Linked DNA regions of Homo sapiens: all the other regions are linked to region 1. Evidence: chromatin contacts called from ENCODE Hi-C data. All regions are on one chromosome and are shown on one strand. Each heading gives the region's core, a stretch centred on a gene start or an enhancer-like site at or near the end of the contact. The rest is flanking DNA. Distances are from core to core; before and after follow the strand shown. Region 1 holds the start of CALM1 (calmodulin 1). Region 2 holds the start of DICER1 (dicer 1, ribonuclease III). Region 3 overlaps ASB2 (ankyrin repeat and SOCS box containing 2).

What was found. Hi-C counts contacts between places; a loop is a spot of excess contacts on that map. Pooled maps may share reads with other maps.
Region 2: a loop to region 1 is called in a map of naive thymus-derived CD4-positive, alpha-beta T cell, with 10 times the contacts of the local background. The contact joins the promoter of DICER1 here to the promoter of CALM1 in region 1. A Hi-C loop is called at or near these places in 1 of 168 maps with a recorded cell type or tissue (naive thymus-derived CD4-positive, alpha-beta T cell), 2 of 37 single-sample maps with no recorded cell type and 6 of 50 pooled maps.
Region 3: a pooled map shows a loop between it and region 1 (7-fold over the local background). The contact joins the enhancer-like site here to the promoter of CALM1 in region 1. A Hi-C loop is called at or near these places in 2 of 37 single-sample maps with no recorded cell type and 9 of 50 pooled maps.

What each region holds. Positions count from the first base shown.
Region 1 is chr14:90,393,887-90,398,962 of GRCh38, forward strand. It overlaps CALM1 (calmodulin 1), which reads left to right and starts at 3,143. Exons shown (of 6, transcript NM_006888.6): 1 at 3,143-3,347. The coding sequence starts at 3,345. RefSeq lists silencers at 2,835-3,254, 3,535-3,694, 3,705-4,254, 4,335-4,404, 4,445-4,514 and enhancers at 2,939-3,233, 3,355-3,404, 4,575-4,874.
Region 2 is chr14:95,155,084-95,160,159 of GRCh38, forward strand. It overlaps DICER1 (dicer 1, ribonuclease III), which reads right to left and starts at 2,446. Exons shown (of 27, transcript NM_177438.3): 1 at 2,147-2,446. It overlaps DICER1-AS1 (DICER1 antisense RNA 1), which reads left to right and starts at 2,605. Exons shown (of 4, transcript NR_015415.1): 1 at 2,605-2,775; 2 at 3,110-3,151; 3 at 3,793-3,952. RefSeq lists silencers at 1,737-2,096, 2,157-2,616 and enhancers at 2,707-2,806, 2,847-2,916.
Region 3 is chr14:93,957,836-93,962,911 of GRCh38, forward strand. The region is part of intron 2 of ASB2 (ankyrin repeat and SOCS box containing 2); the gene reads right to left. Among named protein-coding and RNA genes, the nearest start is that of MIR4506, 12 kb to the left of the region's middle. RefSeq lists enhancers at 1,230-2,429, 4,647-5,076. Within about 2 kb of position 2,181, at least 8 of the 41 ENCODE cell types and tissues checked have a DNase peak (open chromatin) inside an H3K27ac peak, as active enhancers do.

The DNA.
Region 1 (5,076 bases), core at 1,893-4,392:
TTGATAATGAAAACCCAGTGATTTCTAAATAGGCAGTCAGAAGAATCTGCTTTATGAAACAGACAAACCCCTAACATTGGGCCTTTAAAATGTTCGGATATCAAGACCACGAATATATTATCTAAATTAGAGCCCCTGAGCAAGGACTCAAGCTCTATTTTATGCCCCATCCCTGACTCACAGTAAGATCCTGGGCAAGTCACTTGACCTTCTTATATTTCAGAGTGTCAAACTGTGAAAAGCATGTCCATAAAACTGTGCAAGCATGACCTCATTATAAACCCGATGAACTTGAAAGCAAAGATGTGCTTTGATACATTAAAGAATTACCAAAATAGAACTCTAGTTTGTAAAATATGAAGAATCAGGAAAATAAATTTTACTATACTAAGTAAAAGGATTCTGAAATGTACAGTTTTTAGCAAGTAAAGTCATAAAAAGTTTCAAAATGTTATATTTAGGTGAAATAAGGTTAATGACAGAGGAAAAATATTATTTTAGAGAATGCTTGGCTTTCAAAACCATAGATTGTAGCAACTTAACCAAAATAATCACAAGGAATGGAAGACTATCAGAAACGAGTAGATCCTTAATAATTAAACACATTTCTAGGCCATTATTTCCCCCTACTTATACAATGCATATCATGTTTTAAAATGTATTTCACTGGCTGGGAGCGGTGGCTCACACCTGTAATCCCAGCACTTTGGGAGGCCGAGGCAGGTGGATCACTTGAAGTCAGGAGTTCGAGACCAGCCTGGCCAACATGGTGAAACCCCATCTCTACTAAAAATACAAAAATTAGCCAGGCGTGGTGGCAGGCACCTGTACCTGTAATCCCAGCTACTCAGGGGGCTGAGGCAGGAGAATCGCTTGAACCCACAAGGCGAAGGTTGCAGTGAGCTGAGATTGCACCACTGCACTCCAGCCTGGGCAACAGAGTGAGGCTCTGTCTCAAAAAAAAAAGAAAAAATGTATTTCACTAACTACTATATGAAAAGCCCCAGAGAAAGAATACCAATACCCTTAGGAAAGAAGCAGTTTTAGTATTATTATTATTATTGGATGGAGTCTCGCTCTGTCACCAGGCTGGAATGCGATGGCGCTATCTTGGCTCACTGCAACCTCCGATGCCCTGGTTCAAGGGATTCTCCTGCCTCAGCCTACTGAAAGTAGCTGAGATTACAGGCACGCGCCACCACACCCAGCTAATTTTTGTATTTTTAGTAGAGACAAGGTTTCACTATGTTGGCCAGGATGGTCTCGATCTCCTGACCTTGTGATCCGCCTGCTTCGGCCTCCCCAAGTGCTGGGATTACAGGTGTGAGCCACCGCGCCCGGCCAAGATGCAGTTTTAATAAGGAGTTTGGCCATTTAGGCTTGTAACTGACTGGATTATTGCATATTCTTTAAAATTAATTTGTATTAGTCCCTTTTCTTCTATTTCCTTATCTCCAACTCTCGCATTAGTATGCACGCTTTATTCCTACTCAGGTTTTCCCCTATGAGCCCAGGAGTATTATTATTATTTTTTTGCAGGGATTAGGATCAGGTTTGTGAAGTGAATAGTGTCTTTCTAATCTGCAGAGGGAAGGCAGCATCCCCTGGCTTGCTGCTGCAGCCTCTCTTTAAATTAAACAGCAGGTTCACTCTTTCTGCGGCATTCCAGAAGGAACATCAGTAGGAACAGCTCCACAGATGCTGACGTCTTGTCTAAGGTTATCCCAAGAAGTCCTGTGGCATTTGCAATGTGCCTGTACATTTTTCCTTTTTTAAAAAACATATTCCTGCAGACTTTGTTGAAAGCAGAAACAAACACAAGCAAGCAAAGCCCTTTCTAGCACAGCATGTTAATCACACACTTTGCCATATTCTGTGAAACAGTAAGCAAATGATAACCTCCAACTGTTGCCCGGGCCCTGTAAAACAGAAGATCAAATTCTGTGTTCTGCCTTGGCAAGAAAAGAAACTGCAGCATTTTGTCTAGATTTTTACAAGTCCTGGGGTTCACATTACTGGCTGAAATTGTTCTTTCTCTACTTTACAGAAAAATGGAAAACACTAGTAAACTTAAAGATTTAAATATTATTTTAAAAGGAATATAATAAAAAATGGAAAACACTAGTATATTTAAAGATTTAAATAGTCTTTTAAAAGGAATATAATCAAAACTGTAGTTTAAAATACAATCTAGCTCCATAAGAGAGGCAATTGGCTGTGTGTTCCACTTGTAATGCAGAGGATTTGAAGCATCTATTTTTTCCCTTGTTTCTATGGATTTATGAATAAAGACTCTGACCCTTCTCAGGATCAGGAAAATTACGAAAAATTTAAAGCCTGGGTTTAAGGTCTGTAGAAGCTGCACAGGTACACTAATTTTAGTAAGACGGGCGCCAGGAAAAAGAACAAAATAGTAGGGGAGAAATATTCAGGCATCCTAAAAAATATTCAGTGGAAACGTAAAAACATTAAAGACTGATTAAACATCGCAGCATGACACAGATTTAGCAACTGAGCATAAATAATTTGACTCGGATACTGCTCCAAAATCCGAAGAGGACCAATTTCTTCCAGGAGGACAACTACCTCGTCCTCTGCAGACCCCTCTCCTCGGCAGCTGAAGGAGTGTGGCCAATCTGCCTCCACCTCCCCGCGGACCCCCTACTCTCAGGACCTCCTGCAGCACCCCAAACTGGAAGTGGCCGCTGCAGACCCAAGGACGAGGGGCACGCGGGAGCCGGCAGCCCTAGTGGAGCGGTTGGAGATGTTGAGGTGGGAGGGTCACCCAGGTGGGGTGAGGCTGGGGTAGGTAGCGGAGTGAACGGCTTCCGAAGCTCTGGGCCGCCCCCAGGTTGGACTAAGCAGGCGCTCTGTCTTCGCCCCCGCCCAGGGTGGGCGTCTCCTGAGGACTCCCCGCCACACCTGACCCGAGACCGCGCGCCCAGCCTAGAACGCTTCCCCGACCCAGCGTAGGGCCGCCGCGACTGGCGCGCAGGGGGCGGCGGGAGGCCTGGCGAACCCGGGGGCGGGACCAGGCGGGCAAGGCCCGGCTGCCGCAGCGCCGCTCTGCGCGAGGCGGCTCCGCCGCGGCGGAGGGATACGGCGCACCATATATATATCGCGGGGCGCAGACTCGCGCTCCGGCAGTGGTGCTGGGAGTGTCGTGGACGCCGTGCCGTTACTCGTAGTCAGGCGGCGGCGCAGGCGGCGGCGGCGGCATAGCGCACAGCGCGCCTTAGCAGCAGCAGCAGCAGCAGCGGCATCGGAGGTACCCCCGCCGTCGCAGCCCCCGCGCTGGTGCAGCCACCCTCGCTCCCTCTGCTCTTCCTCCCTTCGCTCGCACCATGGTAGGTCGGGAGTGGCAAATGCCGGCGTAGCAGCTGCCCGAGATTTCTTCCCAGATTTCTAGTTGTTTTGTTTGTTTTTTGTTTGTTTTTGGTTCTTGGAGGTTTTTCTTTTCTGAGTGTTACGCAGCAGCTGCGCTTAAAGGAGGTTGCATTTTGGATTTGCATCTCGGCGACCTCTGCCAGGGAGCTTCATTTATTGGTTCCCCTTGGAGCTGGACTTGGTCGTAGGCCGTCCACGGGCAGGGGCTCCGGCCGCAACTGCAGCGGGGGTTTCTGCATCCAATCCCCCTGCCCCCCGCCCAGCCCCGCACCCACTGCATCCACTAGCGCCGCACCCGGGCTGCCTGCAGCGCAGCGTTTCGGCCTGGGAGCCGGGCGGGGCCGGGCACTAGACCCCCCCCCCCGGCCCGCCCCTCCCCACCCCGCTTCTCCGCCGGCGCGAAGGTGGCAGGTCGGGCGGGCAGTGGAGAATGAATGGGCTGGAGCTGGCCGGTGGCGCACATTGTTCCGGCCGGGTGTTGAGGGGCGCAGTCAGCGCCCGCCACCTCCCCACTTTGGCCGGCCCTGCTGGGCGCCCTCCCTCGGTCGCTCTCCCCTCCTTCTTCCCGGGGGGCGCGGCGCGGGCGTGGGCTGGGAAGGAAGGAGCCGGGGAAGGGTGGGGTTGGGGGCAGGAAGGCGAGGGGTTGGGGGCGGAGAGGGCGGAAGCGGCGGCCGGGCCGCCCTGCGCCCGGGCGGGGCCCTGCGGTGTGGCCGTGGCTTGTTCCTGCCGCTTTCGCACCCTGCGGCCCCCCACCCAGTGCAGCAGTGCGGGCGGGCGTGAGCCTCGGTGCACCAGGAGGCACTTCCCGCGGGAGGCGCTGGGCTCGCGCTAATTGGGGCGGGGGGGGGGGGCGGCGGGGGAGGAGGGAACTGGCGCGCGGCTTGGTTTCCATTAGAGACGCAAAGTTTCTGCTCCGGGAGGAGGCGGCGGCGCCGCGGGCTCGTCGCCTGGGGGAGCAGAAGCGGGTGGGAGGTGCGGGTGGCCTTGGCCTCAGCCCTGGTGCGCGGGGGCCGGGGGTGGTGACCCTCCTGGCCGAGGAGGGGCGGCGTCCAGACGCCCGCTCGGGGGCCGCCTTCCCCCCCACGCCTGCCCCCGGGCACGCGCCCTGCCCGGTCCCTCGCCCCGCGCCACTTCCAGTCCGCAGAGAGATGCCCTCCACGTTTCTGCTTTCTCTGCAGCCTCTAGATTGCCAGATGCGACTGTGCGCCTCGCTGGGTGTGTTTTCCACAGCCCCTTCCTCCTCGGCGTGCAGGGCTGACATCACCGACTGCGTTTCTGGTTTGGCGGGTGGGGAGATGGTTCCCCGCAGGGTTCTGGTACACCTTTGCCCCCAGGGCTAGCGCCATTTGGGGGAGGAGGTTTTCGTTGTCGAGAAAGTTGGATGCTCCTGGTAACCCCTCTAACAAGAGAGTTCTGTAGCGAGGTGGGACTGTTCTCCCCATAAGGTGACAGTTTCTCTTGCGAGGTGTGGCAGCGCTTCCTGTTGTACAAGACAGATGTTGCCTTGGCGTTACGTAAATCATCGTGTCTCCGTCATTTAAAGAAAGCCAATTTTTAGTGATTGAGGTAGAAAGAAAGATCCGTTTATAATTTGTAAAAACAAATTTTCACCCAGAATCAATATATTGGAACACCATTCCTACTGTTAAAGTTTTCACTTAAGAGTATAAACTTCATCAGCTTTCTATT
Region 2 (5,076 bases), core at 1,196-3,695, 4.8 Mb after region 1:
TTCGAGATTCCTAACTTGGGGTAATAATCACTGACTCTTAGTTTCCTTGCCTATAAAACAAGGACAATATCGAGTTGATCGCAGGGTCACAGTGAGGATTAGAAGAGAATGTACGTAGAACCTGAAACATCTTGGCGCATAACAAGGAGGCACTCAATAACACGTTTCCCTTATCTCCTTTGCCATGAGCAAGTGGAAACGTGACCATGACATGGTAGGGTCGCAAGTGAGAGACTGTCTACGAAATATCTACTTTCTCAAATGAAACAAGCACCTCACATGTCAGATAGTGGTAGAGAATAAAACATCCCAACGCCATAAAAGTCACCCTCTCTAGAAGATAGCACTACAAGTACTGTACAACCCACTATATGACAAAATCACTGTCAAATAAGAATCATGAGCCACATCAAAAGACAATGTCTTCTAAAACCAAGACAATAAAGCTCAATAATAGCAAAACAACCTAGCTACCCAACTCACACATTGAGCCACGGGCAAAATACAGCAGAGCAGTCAGGGCTTACCCTTCAAACATGAGATGGAAGCATAAAAAGTAAAGCAGGCCCTTACTAAAAAGGATTGTAGGAAAATGTCTTTTCTCCCCAAATTAAAATGGACTAACTGTTCTCTTCTTAAAACAGCATTTTGGTGCCGTGAGTAAATCTATAAACCTATGTTACCATGATCAATGTTTATAGTGACCATGTTAAAAGCAATCTTTAGTTTTTTGTTTTTTTATCTATTGAGTTTTATGGAATATGCCCTAAAATGAAGTTTTGAAATAATTGTGTATGTATGTGCATGTACACAGCACATATTACATATAATACACACGTGCCACAGGTAGCTTTAAAGTAGACTTTGCAAAATAAACTGGCTATTCCAGAACCTAATTTCCAAAGATATCAATAATATTGAAAATTACTATTCTCTAGGACCTGGCTTATCCCGAACCCATCTTTTAATAAACTGAGTTTTTTGGTGAGGATGTATATTTTTATTTAGAAAACTTAACGTTTACACCAATACATATTCAATATAGCTAACCTGTTTTAACAGCACATTTTTAACAATATTTTCCGAGTTGCTTAAATCCTAACCTGAGTCCTTTTCCACTGTTTGAAAACAAGCACCACGAAGACACCTGACAATCAGGATTGTAAAGATTCAGAATATTCGAAGACAGAAGCATAGGCGTCCAAGTGATCCTCTTTCATCAGATGAATGTTTTTAAAACCTGAAAGTCCTAAGAACACTTACTTATCGTGTAGACCAGTAACGTGTCCCTTTAACCACAACTCTCTCCACAAAAGCACGGAGTTAACACTACACAAATAGGACCCTCCAACTCATCTCCACGTTTCCGCGGATCTTCAGGTTCCTAAGGACACACTCAGTGGTTTGCTGGCTCTGACCTCCAGGCAGAGCCATCAGGGCAACTCAGCTTTTCTGGACAATCTACAGAAATCTGATGTGCTAACTTAAAACATACACTGATTTCCCCAAAATCAAAAACCCTGAAGAAAGGGTCCTCCGCAGGGTCTAGGCATTTTGGCACAAAAACATCTGAGGGGAGAGGCAAAAGAATGGCCTCGGCCCCTGCCCGCCCCCCAGGGCCCCAATCTGGTCCCCTGACAGTAATCACACAGGACCCTCCCGGGAGGGACCGAGAGCCCAGCTTCGTCCCCTCCGGGCGCGGCACAGCGGCCCCATCAGAGGAGGGCCCCAGGGTGCTCCGGCAGGTCAGGCGCGCGTCTCCACCTCCGCTGCTCCCGCGCCACCTTAGCGCGCGTGACGGGACCTGTCAAGAGCCCCAGGCCTCGCCAGGCCGGGGAGTGGACAGGCGCCGGCATCCCCCACCACGCCACGGCGGCCCGGAAAGTCTCCCAGGGCTGCCTCGCGGGGAGGCGCCGGGGTCCGGGCCCAGGAGCAGAGCCGAGGCGGGCAGACGCCGGGTCCACAGGCCGCGCTGTGCGGGACGACGAGGCAGGCGAGGCCGCGCCCTTCGTCAGCGCCCGCCAGGCCCGGACGCGCGGCTCGGGGCCATGGCCGGCACGCGGGCCTCCGCGCGGAGGCGGGAGCGCGGCCAGGCGACCCGCTCCCCGCCCCGGACACAAAGCTGCTCCGCGGGAGCCCGCCTCACCTGCAGCACGGGGCGCCGCGGGCCTTCGAGAACCATCGGACCCCGCTCCGGCGCGCGCGTCACAGCCCAGGCCTCCCGGAGCCGCCCGGCGCCGCCGCCCCCGCCGCCATTTCCTCGCGCTCGCCGTCGCCTCGTCCCCGCTGTCAGGTTACTCCATTCACCTGGGCCTGCAGCAGCCTGCGCCGCGCCTCCGCCTCGACCCCTCCCGCCGGCGCCTGCGGAGACTGCGCAGCGCCCGGCTGGCCGGCAGCCAGCGCACGGCCCGCGGCAACGGCGCACAGCCGCTTGGAGAATCCCACTGGCTCCCGCACCGCCCCTCCGCGCCCCCACGCTCCGCTCGCCCCGTGGCGGCATGAGAGCGAGCCTGTGATTGGACAGGGCCTGGCGGTGAAAGGTTAATCCCGGCCCCCCAGCCACTCAGGAGCAGGGAGACAGCGGGCGCGCGCGCGGAGGCCGGAGAGGCGTTTGCGGCCCAGCGCCTGGACTGGACCTTGGCGTTGGGCCGCAGTTGCCCGGAGTTTTTGGGGCCCCCGGGAACCCGCGCGCCGAGGCCGGCTAAGTTTGGCAGACTCTCTGAGCTCTCGGAATTCGACTGCCTCCATTGTTGCTCCTTCTGGCACCCACAGACCGTAACGTGGCCGTAATTGTTTCCCGGAGAGCTTAGCTTCCCTCTGAGCACCTCCCTCCCCTTTTTAAAGTACCTTCCCACTCGCCTGCGTTTCCTCGCGTTAGTGGTGCAGGGGCCTCCGCATTTGGGGAAATAACAAACACCCACTTCCGCCCCCCACCCCAACCGGGATCCCCAGATAATGAGAAATAGATGGTGGCCCTCTGTTTGTAAGCTGTTCATTTGCATAGGTCGGAACCGCGCACCACAGCTTGAAGCTAGGAATTAAAATATCGGTGGGAATTAAATAAGTGGCTGGCTTAAAGAACATCTTCTTAATTTATCCCCAAATGTAGACATCTCTTCAGTGGACCCCCTGATAGGCCGGTTTGCTCCAGGTGAGGTGTGCTCACAGCAACTGCAACCGTGTTTCTTTCAGACCATGGGCGTGAGCAGAACCTACTATGCGCCCCTGCTGCCTGGGCTGTGCTGTTCAGTTTGGGGCCACCAGCCCCACATGGCTCCTGAGCACTTAAAGTATGGCTAGTCGGAATCGAGATATATGCATTCTTTACCAAATAATGTTCAAAAAATTGTTACATGTTGAAGTGATAAACTTTTTCCATATATTGGGATAAAAGTTTTATTTGTTTATTTTTTAGTGTGGGTTCTACAGAATTTTAAATGTCACCTGTGGCCTGCATTATATTGCCATTGGGCAGGCTGATCTAGGGCTTGCATGCCTGTGATCCTTAGGTGCACCCTGTGAGGTAGGTGCTTTAACTGTGTGCACCCTGTGAGGTAGGTGCTTTAACTGTGTGCACATTGTGAGGTAGGTGCTGAAACTGCTTCCTGTTTTTTTTTTTTTTTTCTTTTGAGACGGAGTCTCACTCTGTCTCCAGGCTGGAGTGCAGTGGTGCGACCTGGGCTTACTGCAATCTCCGCCTCCCAGGTTCAAGTGATTCTCCTGCCTCAGCCTCCCGAGTAGCTGGGATTACAGGGGCACGCCACCACACCCAGCTAATTTTTGTATTTTTAGAAGAGACGGGGTTTCACCATGTTGGCCATGATGGTCTCGATTTCTGACCTTGTCATCCGTCCGCCTTGGCCTCCCAAAGTGCTGGGATTACGGGCGTGAGCCACCGTACCCAGCCTGCTTCCTGTTTTAACAGACGAAGAAATGGAATAACTTCCAACAAGTAAGTAGCCAGTAAGTGAACAACTGAGATTTGAACCCACGTAGTCTGGCTTTGAGGCTGGTGTGCTCAGTCATTACTGTGCTAAAATTTTGATAATATATTTACTATGAATTGGCTTAAGGTTTCACTTGAAAGTAGCATATTTATGGGCAAAATTAGGAAGTAGGATGCTCCTGGCAGACCCATGTATTTAAAAAAGTAGTTTCTTATATGTCAAGCACGGTGAGCATGTCATACCTTTAAGACCCCAGTCATACATATAAGGTTTTCTTTGTAGCTAGGAATTAAAATATCGGTGGGCGTTAAATAAGTGTCTGGCTTAAAGAACATCGTCTTAACTTATCCCCAAATGTAGATATCTCTTCGGTGGACTCCCTGATAAGCCTTTATGAGAAGGACAGCATCTCAGTATGGGGGTAGGCACTGGACTCTATTGGCAGTGGAAATTTGTGGGCTGGTACAACTTCAGCCCCTCTGGTTGCCCTCTTGCAATCTGTCAAGACTAGCCAGGCTGCTTGTTCCATCAGCAGGTATACCTGATTTTTTTATTTTTTTAATTTTATGTATTTGTTTTTTTCTTTTTTGAGGCAGAGTTTCACTCTTGTCGCCCAGGCTGGAGTGCAATGGCGCAATCTCGTCTCACTGCAACCTCTGCCTCCTAGGTTCAAGCGATTCTTCTGCCTCAGCCTCCCAAGTAGCTGGGTTACAGGCATGTGCCACCACGCCCGGCTAATTTTTGTATTTTCAGTAGAGACGGGGTTTCACCATGTTGGCCAGGCTGGTCTCGAACTCCTGACCTGCCTCGGCTTCCCAAAGTGGTGGGATTACAGGCATGAGCCACTGCGCCTGGCCGGTTTGTCTGATTTTTATCAATTTCAGTTTTTATTTTTAAAATAAATAGTATATCCATATTATTCATTTATCAGAAAGCCTATAAAAGATACACAGTGGAAAAAGATGTCCCTCACACCTGTCCTAGTGTCACAAATAGGTGACCACTGTTTCCTGCTCATTCTTCAAAATGTTTATGTATATATGAGCCAAGATATGCCCTTTGTGTTCCTTGTTTAGAAAAATGCCGGCATGCCATACATATTTACTCCACCTTGTGTTTTTTACTTAAT
Region 3 (5,076 bases), core at 931-3,430, 3.6 Mb after region 1:
CTGACACCACCCCCAGTAGGTCAGGCCTGGCACTCTCGACACCCCAGTGGCCCGGGCCTTTCACCACACTCTTCTGGGGGGGATTGGGGAGGACTCTGCTACCAGTGACTCACACCCTGTGGGGCATGGGGTAATTATGACCCTGAGAAGCACCCACACTCTTTCTGGCTAGGCCAGAGCCTACAGATTCTGTGGGTACACCCCAGCAAGGCCAGAGCCTGGTAGAGAGGAGCAAGGGTGGCAGGAGGAGGGGAACCTGCTCACCCCTCTGCTTCATGCTCTCAGGGCTGCCTGCAGGCCTGGCTGCCTTCCTCATCCTCGCCGCTGTCACGCCCTCCCACCTGCCTTCTCCCATCCCCTGCTTCTGGCCTTCTACTGACCCGCACTGGGGTGGGCAGGACACCGCCTGCATGTGTCCTCATTTATCCACATCCATCAACCGTAGATGGGGGTGCCTTTTACAGATGAGGACAGGGAGGCTGTGAGAGGGGACTTAACTGTGCAGGGTCACCTTCAGCATGACAGCGAGTGGAGCAGAGGTTCAGACTACCACTGTCCGCCCAGCTCCTGATGCCACCCTGTCCTCTGAAGGCCTGGCCTCTTCCTGCCTTTTCGTCCTCTCTCCAGCTCTCCGACCTCCACACTGACTGTCCCTGTGACTTTGGACAAGCCCCATCCCCGCTCTGTGCCTCAGTTTCCTTATTTGCAAAATGGAGAAGTGGGACCAGGACCAGACTGGGGATGTCCACACTGTTTCTGTAGCTGTGGAGAGATTCAGTGTCCAACAGATCCCAGAGCCAAGGCCCCTCCTCAGCCCTGACAGCTGCTGGGTTCAGTGTCCTTTGCATTAGTGCCTGGTCCTGAGAAGGAGAGACAGCCGGCAGGTGGAGGCAGCCTGGGGCCAGGCTCACCTCAGCTGTCTCCAGCCCTGTCGTCTTGATGAGGCCCTGGGCTTCCACCTCCCAGGATCCTTGGGTCACGGCCACCCTCATACTTAGTGCATGTGTGGCCTCCAGTTACCTGCCATTGTTAGAATGTTTTTAGCAGGATAATAAAGCACTGGGAAAAAGCCCACTGCACCATCTAAACGAGGACCTGTCTCTGCATAGTAATGGCAGCAGCAATGGTGGCCGGGATGTTGAGGTTGATGGAGGTGGAGGGAGCTGGTGATGATGACAGTTTCTAACAACTGTGCAGGGCAAATGTTCACAAAGTCATGCCGAGCCTCTCCTCATTTCCATTCTCCTGCCACCATTGATGGAAGCAGCGGGTGTGCTGTTCCCATTTTGCAGATGAGGAAACAGACAGACTGAGTTCCATTCAACAAAGAGTTCCCAGCTCTGGCTCAGTCCCAGGCCCACTCTGGGTGGTGATGCAGCTCATTAAAATTTATCTTTTTGTGGATCCTGAGGATATTTGGAAGTCAGCAGAGAGGGAGACAAGGCCACACACAGCCACAGAGTCACAGAGGACGGGCTGAGATCGGGGCAGAAGGGCTCATTCTGGGAGCACTGAGATCCGAGTGCATCCACTGGCTTTGGGGCTGGCAACTGGGCAAGGCGACCGCTCAGAGTTACTGAGTCGTGAGTCTCAGGGCTGGCTGGGGAGCCAGGGCCCCTGGCTGGGTTTCGTGCTCTCGCCAATCAAGGCTGGAGGCCCCATTTCCCCTCGGGCCCCAAGCAGGGGAATTCCCAACAGAGCAAACCTCCTGGGCTGAGTCATCACAGGCGAGAGGAGCCTGGCCTCGGCAGGATGTGGGTGTAGGTCATGCCCTGGAAGAGCCCCAGGTAGGGCCTCTGTCCTTTGTGTGTCACTGGGCAGGTTCTGGGGTGGAGAATGTGTCACCGTCACCTGACCCTGGAGTCCAGCTTGTCATGAATTCAGGCACGGTCAGCCTCAGTGAGAGCAGAGAATGGGCTGGCAGGACAGTGCTCCTAGCCTCTCGGTGAGTCAATGGATGGCTGCTCTGTCTGAGTTAGTAAGAAGCCCAGGTCAGCCCCAGGGAGGCAGTGATTGGGCTGGGCCTGGCTGAATGCAGGGGGCAGGTAGGCACCTTAATAGAGGAGGGAGCTAACAAAATCGATTCCGCCCCACGCCCGCCAACATGTCACCAGTCCACCCCACACCCGCCACTGTGCCATGAGTCTACCCCACGCCCACCCCATGCCACGAGTCCACCCCACGCCCACCACTGTGCCGTGAGACACATGTGACTCATTGAGCACTTGTTATAACAGGCACATTGCACCAAGCATCTCATTTAATTCCCCAGTCCACTTGGTGAAGGAGATGTAATTGGCTTCCTTTGCAAATGAGAGAACTGAGGCTCAAAGAGGCTTGCTTCCTCTAGTCTGCTTGATGAACTCCTATTCATCCTGCAAAGCCTACTTCCTTGACTAAGTGAATTGACCTTTTCCAGGGTCCCTCTGTAACTGAGGAAGCTGTGCTCTCCCTGCTGTGTCATCAGGTAGTTCTGGGCCTTCACCCTCATTAGACTGTGATCTTAGGGAGAGCAGGACCCAGCCCTGATTCACAACCTGGCATATCATAAGTGCAGAGTAAGTGTGGGTGGCTTGATTTGAATTGTTTGAAGCTGTGCACACAACAGCCTCAGCCAGTTCCTGCTTCATGTTTTCCTCCTTTGTCTTCTCAGAAATGTATCTTAAATGAAATGCAGAGGTTTAAAGATTAGGAAGACCCAGCCTCCTGGACTCACTCTGGCTGGTCCATTCATGGAAACCTTGGGCTCTGCACTTCATGGGTTCATGGACCCCACTTCTCCATGGAACAGGAAGCTAGGTCTGTCCCTTTGGGGTCCCTTAGGGGACCAAAGCTTGGCAAATGATCCTCATTTGATCCTCATCAAATTCTGTGCCTTACGTTGAGGTGAGACAGAAGCAAATTGGGAAATGGTTTTTAACAGAATTCTGTTTTCTTTGGGATACTGATCTTTCATTTCTAAGATCCAGAAGACTCAGTGGACTCCATTTTGGTCACAATATAATAATGATCAATTGCATTGCTAGAGCTTTTTATTGGTTTCAAAGGTATTTATTTGTTTAAAAACATTTATTAGGTAGCTACAATGATCCAGGCTCTAAGCTGGGCACTGGAGATAAATAAATAAATAAATAAATAAATAAATAAATAAACAGTATCAGCTCAGCTCTCTGTCCCCTAGGAGGTCACAGTCTAGTTGGGAACACTCTCAGGAGGGTGTCCCAGGAAGACCCAAGAAGCTTGTCTGTGAAGCAGAGGCCATCATGAGATTGGTGCTGGAGCACTCAGACAGGGCCGGGGAGGTCAATACGAGCTGCAAGATGTGGGAAGGCTCCAACGCCCACCTCATCTTATTTGCTTTTCACAGGAATACTGCAAGGGGAGCACAGCATGTTTTTGTTGTTGCTGTTATAAAGATGAGGCCACTGGGGCTCAGATAGGGTTAGCCACCCACCTAAGGTTGCACAGCCAGTAAGTGTAGAGGAAGAATTTGAATCTCTAGACCTACTTCTCTTTCCACTCTGCTGCCTTTCCATCTATTCCTTTATTCACCCATTCACTCATTCACAGATAGCCATGTGGTGCCTGCCACAGGTCAGACACAGCGCTTCACTGGAGGCGTAGGTTAATGGCAGAAGCAGAGAAATAAATAAGAATTGTAAGTCAAGGTGAAGGCCACAGAGGAAACAGCCATGAGAGCAAGTAAGAGGTGAAAAACCAGCTGGCCCGGGAGAGTGGTCAGGGCAGGACTGGCTGAGGAGGTGATGCTTAATCTCAGACCTGAAGATGAGAAGGAGCTGCTATGTGGATTGCCTGGGGACAAGGGTGACATCCTATTGCTAAACTTGCTGTGAATTTATTTGGACAGATAAAAGTGAACAAGGACTGTCTCGGGTCCTGCATCCACTGTAATGCGTGTCTGGGTGTGAGGGCACAAGTGCGTGTGTGCCGTGTGAATTTGGGGACCCTGGGCCTCTGTGAGTGGGAGACGGACGTAATGAGGTCAAAACTTCACCTCAAGGTGGGGTAGGGGAAGGAAACAGAGGCCTTCACAGCATCAGCAGAGCCTGGTGAAGTGTCTGAACTTCAGAGCGGGACAGACTTTGGTTCCATGCCTGGCCCTGCTGTGGGCATGTTTTGTCGTCTGTAAAATGGGCACAGAAGCAATCCACTTTGGGTGGCTTTTGTAAACATTAAGTGAATTAATGTGTGGCAGGCACATGGGAGGTGCTCAATGTGCATTTGGGGGGAGAAGAATTTCATTAAACATTCTTTTTTTTTTTTTTTTTTTTTTTTTGAGATGGAGTCTCGCTCTGTCGCCCAGGCTGGAGTGCAGTGGCGGGATCTCGGCTCACTGCAAGCTCCGCCTCCCGGGTTCACACCATTCTCCTGCCTCAGCTTCCCAAGTAGCTGGGACTACAGGCGCCCGCCACTACGCCCGGCTAATTTTTTGTATTTTTAGTAGAGACGGGGTTTCACCGTTTTAGCCGGGATGGTCTCGATCTCCCGACCTCGTGATCCGCCTAAACATTCTATCTAAGGGGTTTTTCTTCCCAGCAGGGCCCAAGCCCAGCCTCCTTCCAGAGGCGAAGGCGCAGAACCGAACCTAGGAGGTTTCAGGTCACTCCTAGAGTAACAAGATGCAGGTTGACCCTCCTCTGCTATATTGCTTGTGGGGCTGGACCTCAGATGAGGGCTGCTCGACCTGGGAGAAATGGTCTCAATTCTCTAGGAGAGCTTTTTCCGCAGGAAGCTGAATAAATGTTCATGGCCCACTGTGGGCCTCCATTTCCTTACCCTCCAGATGAAGGCAGAGTCAGGGTCTGGATGCCGAGGGCCCACTTCTTTCTAATGTGTCCAAGCATCCCTGGGACTCCTGAGGGGGCTCCTATGCTGGGGAGAAGGCTGCAGACACCTGAGGGGACGTGCTGGCTTCATGCAGCAGGCCCTGTCTTCAGAGGAAGGATGCCCTATCTCTATCTGACCCCCTCCTGAGGAAGAGGAACTTGTGGCCTGTCTTCCGCTGAACCGGCCAGAACAGGAACCAGGGCCACCTTGAGCATGAGCCAAGATGAA